2 separate regions of the Mus musculus genome follow, and region 2 is linked to region 1. A link is a contact called in ENCODE Hi-C or POLR2A ChIA-PET data. All regions are on one chromosome and are shown on one strand. The core of a region is the stretch at or near the end of the contact, and the rest is flanking DNA. Distances in the headings are between cores, read along the strand shown. Region 1 holds the start of Ndufv1 (NADH:ubiquinone oxidoreductase core subunit V1). Region 2 holds the start of Gstp3 (glutathione S-transferase pi 3).

Region 1 (7,105 bases), core at 2,928-5,427:
TTGGCTCCAGGCTTACCAGCATGTTTCTCAATCAGCTCTTTCAGTGGCACAGACATCTCTTCCTCCACAGTGCAGGGGTGGTTGACATGGCCAGAGATGTTAAACAATTTGGTACCTGAATTGCGTTCTCGGCCAAAGCCAGCAAACCAGGTGCCCCCACGACGGCAAATGGTGGGGGACACAGCCACTGTCTCCACATTGGCCACAGTTGTGGGGCATCCAAACACTCCTTCAAGGAAAAACAAGAGACTGGTGGATTTCCAGGAAAGGAAACTTGCTTTGTTTTTGGACACTGGGTTTCTCTGCATAACCTGACTATCCTAGAACTCACTCTGTTGACTAGGATGGCCTTGAACTCGAGATTCACCCACCTCTGCTTTTCGAGTGCTGGGATTAAAGGCATGCACCACCTGCCCACTGGGAACATGACTCTTGTTAGTGGGATGTCCTGCTCTTGTCTCCTCATCGCTCCTGGCCCACACTGTACCCAACTCCAGGGCAGCATCTCCTATTCACCATCACACCTCTAGCTCCTGGGACAGGAAGAAAGTACACAGCCCAGAGGGGACATGGGTATCTGATGTTAACTGAAGGCTGTGGGTGGCACTGGCAGAGGCTATACTATTAACACCTTCCTCATCAACCTGTCCTCCTCTCCAAAGGGCACAGAAAAATACTGCAAGAACCACCCAGAAGGCACCTGGTCAGATCCAGGATCCCACAGAGCTGAGCCTTAGGGAAGAGGCAGGGCTGGGCAGAGTCTTACCCACATCTGCTGGAAAGGGCGGCTTCAGGCGTGGCTTTCCCTGCTTGCCTTCAATGGATTCAATAAGTGCCGTCTCTTCTCCACAGATGTAGGCCCCAGCCCCACGCACCACAAACACATCAAAATCATAGTCGGAGCCACAAGCATTCTTGCCAATCAGACCTGCTTCATAGGCCTCTCGGATAGCTACCTGTGGGACAAGGTCTAAGTTCCCCAGCCCTACTGTACCCCAAGAGTCAGCCTCCAATCCAGGGCCCATGGAACCCTTGAAGACTTCCTAAGTTGAACTTTGGAGCACAAAAAGGAAGAACTCTGGGCCCAGGTCATGTTGTTGATGGATGCAGGAATGCCACCCCCACCTCCCACCAACCCAATTGCTGGCCCCAAACTGGTACTACCATCTAAGAATGGTTGTGCCAGGAAAGACGACAGCATGTGAGGTGAGGTGTGCCTGCACCATCAGCCAGCGCTCATGTTCTCACCTGCAAATTGGAGGCCTCGTTGTAGAATTCCCCTCGGATGTAGATATAGGCGGCCCGGGCTCCCATGGCCCGGCCTCCCACAAGGCAGCCTTCCACCAGCTTGTGAGGGTCATGACGCATGATCTCTCGGTCCTTACAGGTGCCTGGCTCTCCCTCGTCAGCATTCACCACCAGATACTTGGGCCTGTGGGGTCCTGCACATCAGTCAGGCTACAGACCCACCAGGACCCAGTTCTCAAACTTCATTCCGTCTACACTCAGAGAAGCCTCAAGGCAGTTGATCTTCTGTGCCCTACCCAAGGCTCTCTTTGTGTCACACCGATGACAGGACTCTGCCTATTTCATCCGTGACCACGTATGTCCACAAGATAAGCCATGTTCTCCTGAGAGAACAAATCCAACATCTCTCCCTGGGCTTCCCTTGAGAGTCAATTCAGTTCTTGGTCGTAAGAGGTCTGCAACCTCTACCACAGCCTTGAGGCTAACAGGAGGTAGAGTGGTTGACTTTTTAAAAAATGAGCAGGTAGTGGTGGTACACACCTTTCACCCCAGCACCCAGGAGGCAGAGATGGGTGGATCTCTGAGTTCAAGGCCATCCTGGTCTACAGAGTGAGTTCCAGGACAGCCAGAGCTACACAGAGAAGTCCTATCTTGAAAACAATATTTCTGTTTATTACATTTATTTACTGGTGGTGGCAGCATGTGCCATAACACATGTGAAGTTCAGGGATCAACTTGTGGGAGTCAGCTCTCTCTCTCTCTCTTTCATGTGGGTTCTAGAAGTGACCTCTGGTCACCAGGCTTGAAGCCAGGCTCCCTTACCTGCTGAGCCATTATGCCAACCGAGTGGTTAACTTTATAATTTGCATTCTAGGTGTCTAGGTGTCTACTGAAGTTGCAGGTCAAAAACTGAACCAACATTATCTTTTTAACTTCTGCATATCATACTCAGACACACACCCATACACATACAAAAGAAAAAAGAAAAAGAAGAAGAAGAAAAAAAGAGGAATTCAAAAGGACCAGATTCTCCAAAGCTTGCTAAGTATTAAAAGGCAAAGGTGGAATTTGAATAATAAGGTCTGCCTAAATGAAAATCTTGTATGGATTGTAACATCTTAAGTCTCTGCTGAGGAAAGAGATAGCTCTTAAGTTAAGGATAGATATATCCTCTCTTACAGCCTGCTAAGTTTCCCAGCATCAGCCCCAAAACCCAGTGATCCAGCAGCCCCTCCTGTATCCTGCAACCAGAGCTTAGGATATTTCCCCAACAAACCTGCCATCTGAGGGCTTATTCATGAAGCTCCACTTGAGGCCAGTGGGGAAGCCAGCACCACCACGGCCCCGTAAACCTGATGTCTTCATCTCACCCAAGATCCAGTCAGGCCCCTTCAGCAGGATCTCCTTTGTCTTGTACCAGTCACCCCGTCTCAGGGCACCTTTCAGCCTGGACAGAGTAGGAAATGATGTGAAGGAGAAGTCCTGCTCTGGGACCCAGCAGGCCATGGGCACTGTCTCACCTCCAGTCATGGCGCCCATACAGGTTGGTAAAGATCCGGTCTTCATCCTTCAGTGAGCCAAATGAGGTTTTCTTGGGTGCTGTCTGGGGAGATAGAAGGTCAGGAGGTCCAGAGCTCAGGGACCATGAGGGATTGGGGCAGAATTTTCAGCTTCTTGGGCCTTCCTACATATGAGGAGCTGGGCCACAGCAGGGGTAGAGGCTTCAAAGTCTTTGAAACATTGTAGCTCCCGACCACCATTTATATCAGTCCTTCCTGTTTAGAAGTTACAGAGCTAAACACTCTCAACGTTTCATCCCAATTCATCCTTGTAACATTCCTGGGATAGGATATTTCCTCCATTTTCCAAAGGAGGGGGGGGGGGCTCTAAACAAAAGGAACTTAGGGAAGGCCACAAAGCTAAAAGCAGATGGTCCCCACGGAGCCATGTCACACTTCAGCGACAGCACCAGCATTGCTTCCCCAAGACCAGCATAGATTTGTCTGACTCTTCCACTAGAGCAAAACCTGGCTAGGAGGGGCTTGATCTCCCTAACTCTGCTGAAGAGGTAGTACGTGGTCACTGATGGAAGAGAAGTGCCTCATTGGGGCTGGGGAACAAAATGGATTTGGGGTCTGAGATAAAGGAGAGGTGTGGACTGGAATGGTTCACGACTTGGTAGAAAGTGACCTGACATCCACTCCTACCTCCTTAAAAGTACTTCTCCTCAGGTGTAGTGGTGGATGCCTGTGGTCTCAGGAGCACCCAGAGAGGCTGAGACAAGAGGACCAACACTAATTTGAATACAGCCTAGAACTATATAATGAGCCCCTATCTCATAAAAAAAAAAAAATTCACAAAAGCGTTTTCCGGTCACTACTGGAAGCAAAATACTGTCGGGGGGTTGAGGAGATACACATCTTTTTCAAAACTGTTTTCTGAACTTTGAAATGGGGCGAAGACCCTGATACCCGGTAGGGCTGCGAGGAAGAAATAACAGATTATCTAAGACGCCTCAACACCTGCAAACCCTCACCCCAAGACGGGGTTGTTAAAACAAGAGTAGCTGGACTGGACATCGTCAGCCTGGAGTTGGGACCGTTAGTTTTTATCCAGACCGGGTGGTAGCTCGGAGAGGAGAGGACTCTGCAGAGGGGACCACAATCCCGCTCGCCGCTCGCCACTCCTCCGCCATAGGCGTGGGCCTGAATCAGGGCGGGCTCACCGTGCCGCTGCTGAAACGCACAGATACCCGCACGGGAACCAACCCGCCGAGAAAATGCCGTGCCGCTAGCATCGCGGGAGCCAGACGGGTCACCTCCGGCTGTCACCTTCACAACTCCGAACCGCGGGACCGGCGCGACAGAAACACACGGGGTGGGGAGCGCACAGGAAGTGCGTCACACATCCGCAGCCAGTGGCGTGTCCAGGGACCTCCGTTCCTTTGAGCTCTGTCCTCGGCCTCGCCCACTAAAGGTGCGCGGGCACAGAGACCGGAAATTTACTCTCGTGCTAGGCCTTCTGGGAGATGTAGTCCAGCTTGCCCAGACTCTCCTTTCTCGGAGACTCTTCCTTTTCCTAGTAAACCAGGCTCACGTGTCGCCCTCTGCTGGATCCCAAGTATTCCACTTCCTACAGACTTTGCGTCTAGTTGACACCAGCTATATATGCACGAATGGAAGCTGGTGAGAAAATTAGTTGGACTACAGCGGAATCGTCCTGATCTGGTGTAATTACGCTGAACTAGCCGAGCCCTGCTGAACTAAGCGCTCCCCCTGAGCATCCGTGTGCCTTGGAGAAGTACTCATTAACAAAAGAACCGGTGAGGTCCCTCACCTCCCACAAAGCTGCCCCAGAACCTTTGCATAGGACTTCTCAGGGCTGTGTGTCTGTAAACCTTTTAGAGCAATGCAGAGACCAGGGATGGTCAGTGAGTGTCACAGGCTCCCGCCGATGCTAAAAGGCTACTCCCTCCCCTTATCAGGGACCCCTTGGGGCTCTAGTTACACACTGCAGCCGGACTCCTGTCTTCAGAACCCAGCTCTAGAACAAAAACGTTTTGCTTGTTTTTCTTTTAAGATAAGTTTCATTTAGCTCTGGCAGGCCTGGAAATCACTATATGGCGTAGGCTGGCTTTCAACTTGCTGTGAGCCTTTGACTTCCTAATGCTAGATTCAAAAACCAGCCCCAGATATAAGAGTTTAAGAGTTTTCTTCCTTCCTTCCTTCCTTCCTTCCTTCCTTCCTTCCTTCCTTCCTTCTTTCTTTCCTTCCTTCCTTCTGCTTTGTCAGACAGAGTCTTACTATTCCCCTAATATGCTTTAAATTGAGCCTACAAGCTCACTTGGATGTCTATCTTGGTAATGGGAGACCTCAGCATGCTGGACTTCTGCAGAATAAAGCATTCTTTGTGTTTACATAGTATTTGAGTCCAGGGTATCAGGGGTCAGAAGGAGGGCAGCAGCATCATTAGACTACTTCATGCTTATTATGGGCGTCAGTTCCTTGGGGCAAGCCTGATCTTTACTGTCAGGATATCTAATTATTTCCTTTTCTTCTTTCTTCTCCTCTTCTTCTTCTTGTTTCTTCTTTGTGCACAACTACTTAATAACCTCTTGGTGTCCTAGCATTTATATACCCTCTAAAAACTCCACAGAATTCCAAATGTCACATCATCACAGAAACTATCTACAGCTGGAAAAATCATGTCCTTGCTAGAACACAAGGCAAATCATAGTCAGCTGCTGTGGACAGTCTGAAGCAGCTCTATATCCTCACACTTAGGATCAAAACAAAAACACATTCTGATAATATTTCTGTGGTTTTTTTTTCAAAGAAACCAAAACTCCAAAATTGTCACTACAATGTCTGACTTAGAAGTGTAGTATGTAAGAGACAGATGAATACCTGTTTGCTCAATACTGCCCACAGTGTGTGCTGGTCAGAAGGGTTTTTTGTTGGTTTGTTTTTTAACTTGCCATAAATTAGTCATTTGAAAAGGGGGACCTTTGACTAAGGGATTATTTTCATTAAGTTGCTGGTAGGCAAGTCTGTGGGAGCATTTTTTTTTTTGATTAAGGATTGATGTGGGAAGGCCAAGCCCACTGTGGGTTAAGTCATTCCTGAGCAGATGGTCCTGTATTGTATTAAAAAAAAAAAAAAAAACCTGAACAAGCCATGGGCAAGCAAACCAGTAAGTAGTGTTCCTCCATGGCCTTGGGTTCATTTCTGCCCACAGGAACCTTGAGTTCTTGCCGTTACTTCCCTCAATGAGGGACTGTGACATGGAAATGTATGCCTTTCCTCCCCAAGGTGTTTGCTTGTTTTGGTCATGGTATTTATCACTGAAATAGACAGCAAACTGGGACAGTAGCCCTAGATGGCCTTAACTCCGTGGGGGTGAAAATGAGCGTCTGTAGGATTTCCTCCCTGACTGGGAGAACTGTACCCAAAACCATAGTTTCCTTCCCATAGTGCTTGGCACTCAGCAGGACCCACAGCACTACTGACAAGCCTGTGACAGTCACTGGGTCCATCAGTGCTCCCAGAAGGGGCACCAAGAGCATCCACATCCTGCCTGAAGTGTCACAGCCTGGCAGGGCAGTCCCAGCCCCCCTCTACTTGGTAGAGAAGAGATGCCTGGGCAGAGCTAGAGATTACATAGCTAATCCAGGGCTTAGACCTAAGTCTGTGGATCATTTGGGGGGGCAGGAGGAGGGGTAACAGTGTGGAGCCAGGGCATCCCAGACCTTCCCCCATCCCCCATCCTAAGTACTCAGATCAGAGGGAGAAGTGCCAGGGACAAGATGCAGGTCATGGAAGTGACAGAAATGGAGAGTGGAGGACAGGACCCACATTCATCTAGTGTCAAGCTCAGCACCAAGTGCTTGCCATGTGTTATTCCCTTAAGTCTTCCACATACATCAAATAGAAGTGATTGACCCCATTTTCAGAAGCAGACAGTGTGGCTCTGATGCCACTCGGGCCTCCCCAGCTGGGTACAGGTGCCAGTGCACTTGCTTACCACGCTGCTTGAGTAAAGGGAGTCTGAGGTGGAGGCAGGAGGATTGCTACGAATTCAAAACCATCCTTGCATATATAGTGATACACAGGGAGACCCTTTCTCAAGGAAAAAACGTTTTTTTTAAAGGAGGCAGCAGGAGATGCTCCTTAGCTTGCCTGGAATGCTCAAGGCCCTCCCGGCCTTTGACCTCAGTAAAGAGGTGAGTGTCACGGAAAGGCAGAGAGAGGACAAGGAGACACAGAGGTCAATTAGCTGGTTGTACAGGCTCACACTTGTAACTCCAACACCTGGCAGACTAAGGCAGGATTGCCTTGTGTTTGAAACTAAGTTAGGC
Region 2 (6,839 bases), core at 503-3,002, 47 kb after region 1:
CAGGCGGTAGTCCGCGAAAGAGATCTACAGGACGGGGGAGTGACAGGGCTGGAGCTGAGGCAGGACTGGGAGAAGCGCCACAGAGCAAAGCACTGGATGCTCCCTGCTTCTGCCTCTGCATCTGGCCTCAGTTTACCCCTCTGAGAAAGGATCTGGCAATGAGTGGGTGGGGAAAGGCCTACCCAATGCTCACCTGGTCACCAACAATGAAGGACTGGCCACCCCTGTTCTGGGCCAGGAGAGTTTCAAATGGCTTCAGGTGTCCCGGAAGCTCCTTCTGATACTGGTCCTTGCCCTCCTTCTGTGGTCAGAAATGTGCAGCCAGAGTGACCGAAGTGATCTCCCTTTCCTGCCCACCACGCTTGGTCACTAGCCTGTGGCTCCTACATACCAGGATATGGCGATACTGCCGGGCAATGCGTCTGAATAGGTCTTCCAGTCCATCGTTCACCATGTCCACCAGTGCTGCCTCTTGTTGGTCTTTGCCATAGAGCCCTGGGTCAGCGGGCAGGCAGCAGGCTCAGGTTCTGTACTTGTCCCTACATGTCCACTCAGTCTCAGCCTGGGTCTACTCTCTAACCTTAATTGGAGGTCTTCCCTGCCTACCTCTGGGATGTCATTAGAAAAATGATACAAGTTGGAAACTCACAGCCCTGGCTGTACAGACAGCGACCGCCCAGCAGCACACCAGTAGCCTTCTGGAACCTGGGCCCTGCATGATCCTCTAGGGTGACCCAGGTGGGACATTGGTGGCTGCAGGTGAGGCAATTCAAAGCCCCAGGACATTTTGAGGAACATCTCAGGTGTCTCTCAGGGCTTGGCTTCTGGACTCACCGAAGGAGCGGCCCAGGTGCCGTAGGATAGTATTGGATTGGTACAGGGTGAGCTCTCCATCCTGGAACTTGGGGATCTGTCCAAACAACTGGGAGAAGATCCCTCTGTAAGGGGTGCTGAACCTGGCTGCCCCCAATCCTAGACACAGCACCCTAAGGCTGCGCCCCAACCGAATCCCCAAGGGGGAGAGGGAGACAATTACTCACACAGGAAGCCTTGAATGTGCCTTGCTCCCAAACATCCAAGGTCACCACCTCCTCCTTCCAGCTCTGGCCCTGGTCAGCTAGAAGCATGCGCATAACCTCACAGCGCCCTGTATGGGGGTGCAGGATGAGGACACAGCGAAGAGATCTACTCTCAGAGCATCCTGGGAGAGTTTGGGAGAGTGGAAAGCTGACAAGAGGACTACACTAGCTTGGGAGCCTCATAGGGAGGGGAGATATGTGGTGATAGAGGCCATGTCCTAACATTATCTTGGAATGCGAAGACCCAGCCCCACCATGGCACAGGGAAGGAAGGAAAAGTGACAGACAGTGCAGCTATCTACGGAGGCTAAGAGGGCAGTCCTGGCCCCACCAACCACAACTGTAGTCCTGCCCCAGGTCTCTGTCCCGGCCCGGCCCCAATACAGTCTTGGTCACGCCCTTCCTACACCACTGTTGGGGATTCCCAGGAATGACCCAGAAGACTATTGTTTGTGCCCTTCGTCTTGAAAGTGCTGAGGCCACACCTCGGGAAGGGAAATAGACGATGGTGTAAGGTGGCACTAGGAGAGATAGACAAAAAGCACGATGAAGGAGGACCTTGCCTGGGCTGCAGGGCCAAGGAGCGGTTAGTAGCAGGGGTGAGGTGGGGGTATAATTGCCCCCGCCCTTGCCTCCAGGTTTCTCCTTACTGTTGGGCGGATACAGTGTGGTGCAAGCTCAGCAGGAAGAGAGGAAGTGATCGGGGCCTTATATTGACAGGAAGACTCCACCTCCTCAGACATCCCACACTGCCCCAGAAACAGACCAAGTCCTGGTGTTCAGTGTACCAGCTTCCTGGCAGACGTGGTGGGGGAGGGCAGACTCACCTTTCTATCTGTGGTGCAATATGCTACTGGAGTTTTGCAAGAGGCACACATGGTCACATGATAAGCCTCCCACTTAACACGCCCAAACCACTCGGTTTCTTGTGTGCTCAGGGGTTTGGACAGTGCCTTATATGCAGGTAGGCCTCTACCAACAGTACATGGTATAATAATAAGTGCTCCTTGTAAAAATAAGGCAATGTAGAGGAGCCGTGGTTAATCCCAGCACTTGGGAGGAGGCAGAAGCAAGAGGATCTCTGAGTTCAGCCCAGTCCGTCTGGTCGACAGAGTTCCAGGACAGCCAGGGCTCCAAAGAGAAACCATGTTTATAAATGACAAAAAATAAATAATAACAATAACCATAATAATGGCAGTGTCACCTGGAGTGATGGCACACACCTTTAATTGCAGCACTCAAAGTACAAAGGAAGGTCGGGCGGCACGCCTTTAATCCCAGCACTTGGGAGGCAGAGGCAGGCAGATTTCTGAGTTCGAGGCCAGCCTGGTCTACAAAGTGAGTTCCAGGACAGCCAGGGCTATACAAAGAAACTCTGTCTCGAAAAAAAAAAAAAAAAGTACAAAGAGAGGCAGCCCTTTCGAATTCAAGGCCAGACTGGTCTACAACCAAGATCACCAAGCCAGCCAGAGCTATATAGCAACCAAGCCAGCCAGAGCTATATAGCAAGAGCCTGTCTTTTCAAGAAAAGAATAAAGGGATTTAAAAAAAATTTTTTTAAAGATTTATTTATTATTATAAATGAGTACACTGCAGCTGTATTTAGACACACCAGAAGATGGCATCAGATCTCACTATGGGTGGTTGTGAGCTACCATGTGGTTGCTGGGATTTGAACTCAGGACCTTTGGGAGAGCAGTCAGTGCTCTTACTCGCTGAGCCATCTCACCAGCCCTAAAATTTTTTTTAAATATTTATTTATTTATCACATGCAAGCACACTGCAGCTGTCCTCAGACACACCAGAAGAGGGCATCCAATCCCACCACAGATGGCCGTGAGCTACCATGCAGTCGCCGGGACCTGAACTCAAGACCTCCAAAACAGCAGCCAATGCTCCCAACCACTGAGCCATCCCTCCAGCCCCCCCTTTTTTTTTAAATAAAGGGATTTTAACTAATGAACTATCCCCTCCTCTCTTGGTGATGCTATAACAGAAAACTCTTAGCAAAGAGTTAAGCCTTACATGTACCAGTCCTCAAGGCTAGCACTGTTCCTTGTTTGTAGAGAAATTGAAACAAAGAATTGACGTGGCATGCCCAAGGTCACTCAGCTAGTAAACAGGATTTAAACTTGTTTGGTCTGGTTAGTTCCCTGGGAACCTCATGTCTGTCTGTCTGTCTTCTATCTATCATCTATGCATCTGTCTATCTATCTATCTATCTATCTATCTATCTATCTATCTATCTATCTATCTATCATCGACACTGTGCTTCTCTGTTCTCTGTGTAGCCCTGGTTGACCTGGAACTTGCTCTGTAGAGCAGGCCAGCTTCAAAACCATAGAATGCCACCTGTCTCTGTCTCCTGAGTGCTGGGATTTAAGGAGTGTGCCAGTACTGCCAGGCTGGGAACCTCACTTTTTAAATCCATTTTCCCCCTTTGATACCTTTTTGTTGAAGGGAACAGACTATGTCACTTCACAATGTGCTTCTGTAACATAAACCGTACCACTGGAGCAGGGCATGACAGTGCAGAGCTGGACTCAGTGCTGTGAGCACCAGGATGGAAGGTGCTGAGTGAAGCTAGCCTGGGCTGCATAGGGAAACTGAAAGATTTTCGAATTCCCGGCCCATGTACCAAATGAAAGACCCTCGAGGGAAGACCCTCACTCAGACACTCAAGTCCCGGGACAGCCGCGTACCCAAGAAGACACTGAGACCATACATAAAATGTAGAAGGCAAGATTTAATAAAGCAGCGACATGAAAGCACACAGACCAGAGCTCTGGGGTCGAAATAAAGCAGCAACATGAAAGCACACAGAGCTCTGGGGTCGAAACTCATACACCTTAGCACAGGGTAGAGGAGTCTCGACGACGACTCAAAATTTTCACAAGCTTTTAAAGGAAAAAACCACAAACTGGGAGGGGGAATGGGGAGGGAATAGGGGAAGTTTAACAACCACAAGTTTACTCAACCAAAGAGTCATATCCTGTGATTGGCAATACATCTGGCCTGTTGAAACATTCTGTGGTTGTTCCAGAAAATGTTTTTCTCAAGTATGTTTTCCAGATGGGAGGGGGTGGGCTCCGAGGTGAAAGTTCATGTTCTCACAAGAGGCCAGTAATTTTTTATTCTTCATTCCCCACTTCTTCTTGTAAGTAATTCTAATCTTAGAATTTCAGAAATCTATATCTTTATGTGGAGAATACTGCATTTACTCTATCTTTAACATGGGAACAAAAACAGAATAAGGCAGATTAGTAAACAGAACTAGGCAGGGACCCTTCTAGTGAGGCTTGAGGGTCTCAGCATGACGCAGGTGTACGCAGATCAGATCTCTGGCTGGAACTGGTAAGATGTCCTTGGGGTACCTGGCTCGTTCACTGTAGCCAGTTGTGACCAGACTTCTTTCTGCACCACCTGCAAGCCTTTTAACTTAACATATAGATCATTATTATAACAACATAGGTTTAAACACATTATTTAAGACAGTGATGGGCACTGGAGCCCCATAAAGGATCTCAAAAAGAGTAAAACTGAATCAAGAGGGAGTATTCTCAGTTTTAAATAGGGCAAGGGGAAGGGGCACCAAGTAAGTCTGTGCCAGTCTCTAGGATTAATTTTGTCAAGGTCTGTTTAGAGTTTTATTTATTCTTTTTTATCTTTCCTGAGCTCTGAGGTCTGTACACACAATGGAATTTTCATTTGACCTCTAAATACTTGGCCACACCCTGACTTACCTGGGCAACAAAGGCAGGACCATTATCTGACACTATTGCTTTTGGCACTCCGAACCTTGGAAAATTTTTAATAATCTTCTTGATGACTATCTGAGCAGTCTCAGTTTTACAAGGAAAAGCTTTTATCTATCTTGAGAACGTTCACAAAAACCAGAAGGTATTTATACACATATTTTTTCAGTAAAGTCTATTTTTCAGTAGATGTCAGGTCTGTCTTCTCATGAGAGGACTAGTTTTCTTTCTTCAGTTTTTACTATTTTATACAGGGTTTTTTTTTACCAGTCTTAATTTGTCTATAACTTGATAGTCTTCAGACTGTCAGGATCATTGCTCTTTAGGATGCCTGGGCGGTTAGATTTGCCATCTGATTTTTTTTAGCCACAGCATCTTAGGTCTTTTTCTGCAGATGTCAACAGCTCTCTTTGTCTGTATATATAGAGCTTGTATTAAAGCCACAAGTTTAGCTTTCTGGGCTGAAGTTCCTTTAGGGAGGCTGCTGGCCTAGATCACGTGCTTTCTGTCCATCACTGCACTGCTGTTCCCGCCTTCCGCTCACCTTCAACCTCCAGGCTACTGCCATCCGTGTACCAGTTCAAACTCTCAGGCCAAGGCTGATCTGATCCTTCAGATCATTTCGAGTATGAGTTCCTTCTGCCAGAATGTCAGCACAATGATGAGTAGGTGAAGTCTCAGGCAGTAGTGTGATTGAGGATAGCAGGGGGAGCGAAGGTCACTCGTTCAGTCAACAAAAAGCTCTGACAATGTGTCCATCGGTCAGGGGAACAGTTGGATAATGTTTTCAAGAGCGTTAGTCAGCCATCGGTCATGGGGGCTGAACCACACTTTCTAGGACATGTGCCAAGTTTTGTCTCAGAGTCAATTTATCTGCGTCCTTGACCAGAAGCCACTATGTGCAGACAAGCAGGCCATCTTACAGCCACCAGGTCTAATTTTTTACAAGTATGTCACAGGTCTTTTTCCAGGGTCCCAATCTCTGAGTAAGAACTTTTTTTGGCAATACCTTTGTTCTCAGTCACATCTAGGAGTCCCATAGCTGGGGATAACATTAGGGCAGTCTCAAGAGCATCCAAGGCCATCTAAGATTGTTCTTTTTTTTTTCTATACGAAGGGCTGTTTATCTCTTTAACTCAGCAAAACCTGGAATCCACAATCTGCAAAAGCCCGCAGTGCCCAGGAACTTTTTAGCTTGTTTTGCACTGGTCGGTGGAGGAGTATGAAACACAGTCTCTTTTTTTAGCTGCTTTAACAGGTAGGCCACCGGACTCTTTTAAGGACTCAGCTTCTGTATTAGCACCCCTTTTGTTATCTCTTAAACACATTGATCTTTAGCCAAAAGCTTTTTTTTGTTGCCAGGTACTATCTAGGTTTTTTTAATTTTCCTGACTTTTGTGACCAGCATTTTATTTCTCTTATCTCTTTGTCTCACAGCACAGCTCTGATTCTGACTCTGGTCTCTGTCTTTGTCAGCCTCATGTTTCTTTAACTCTTCTTCTTGTCTGACTCTTATTTACTGTTTTTTTTTTTTAAATATTTTTCATTCAGAGTATCTTTCTCATTTTAGACCTCTCTAATCTCTTTTATCTCTATTTTTACTTCTCTTCACTGTTAACCTATCTCTTCTGGGTCTGCTGAAGATTTGCTTTTAGCTTACTTCTTTGCAGACCTCTGTCCTTCCTTTGTTTCTCCTCCTCTGCACTTTCTTATCTACTTACACTAACTTTTTTACCAACTTATCCTGTCCTTCTCTTAACTTTTGTAACTTTCTGTTACCTTGGTCAGATTGTTGGGACACTTTCTAGTCCCACAGAGAGGAGACCCCCATCAGAGTCTGGCAGTTAGACTCACAGGTGCTCCTTACCTTGGACAGAAGCCCCAAGTGGGCGGATGCCTCCCTCACTGGAGCTTGGAACAGACTCACTGCCAGCAACTCAGGGTGGTGCCACCTTCTGAGATGAGGGAACTTTAGAGCAGAGACGGGAGTGCAGCTCTCACAGCT

The links. Hi-C counts contacts between places; a loop is a spot of excess contacts on that map. ChIA-PET counts read pairs that join two places held with the same protein, here RNA polymerase II (POLR2A).
Region 2: POLR2A ChIA-PET joins it to region 1 with 34 read pairs in embryonic stem cell. The contact joins the promoter of Gstp3 here to the promoter of Ndufv1 in region 1. A Hi-C loop is called at or near these places in 21 of 37 maps with a recorded cell type or tissue (CH12.LX, Patski, T-helper 1 cell and 7 more). POLR2A ChIA-PET finds 5 or more read pairs at or near these places in 5 of 5 experiments (Patski and embryonic stem cell).

What each region holds. Positions count from the first base shown.
Region 1 is chr19:4,008,578-4,015,682 of GRCm38, forward strand. It overlaps Ndufv1 (NADH:ubiquinone oxidoreductase core subunit V1), which reads right to left and starts at 4,178. Exons shown (of 10, transcript NM_133666.3): 1 at 3,974-4,178; 2 at 2,769-2,851; 3 at 2,525-2,695; 4 at 1,249-1,432; 5 at 767-956; 6 at 17-229. The coding sequence starts at 4,045.
Region 2 is chr19:4,057,695-4,064,533 of GRCm38, forward strand. It overlaps Gstp3 (glutathione S-transferase pi 3), which reads right to left and starts at 1,753. Exons shown (of 7, transcript NM_144869.3): 1 at 1,730-1,753; 2 at 1,565-1,600; 3 at 1,041-1,147; 4 at 835-922; 5 at 392-495; 6 at 194-301; 7 at 1-24. The coding sequence starts at 1,730.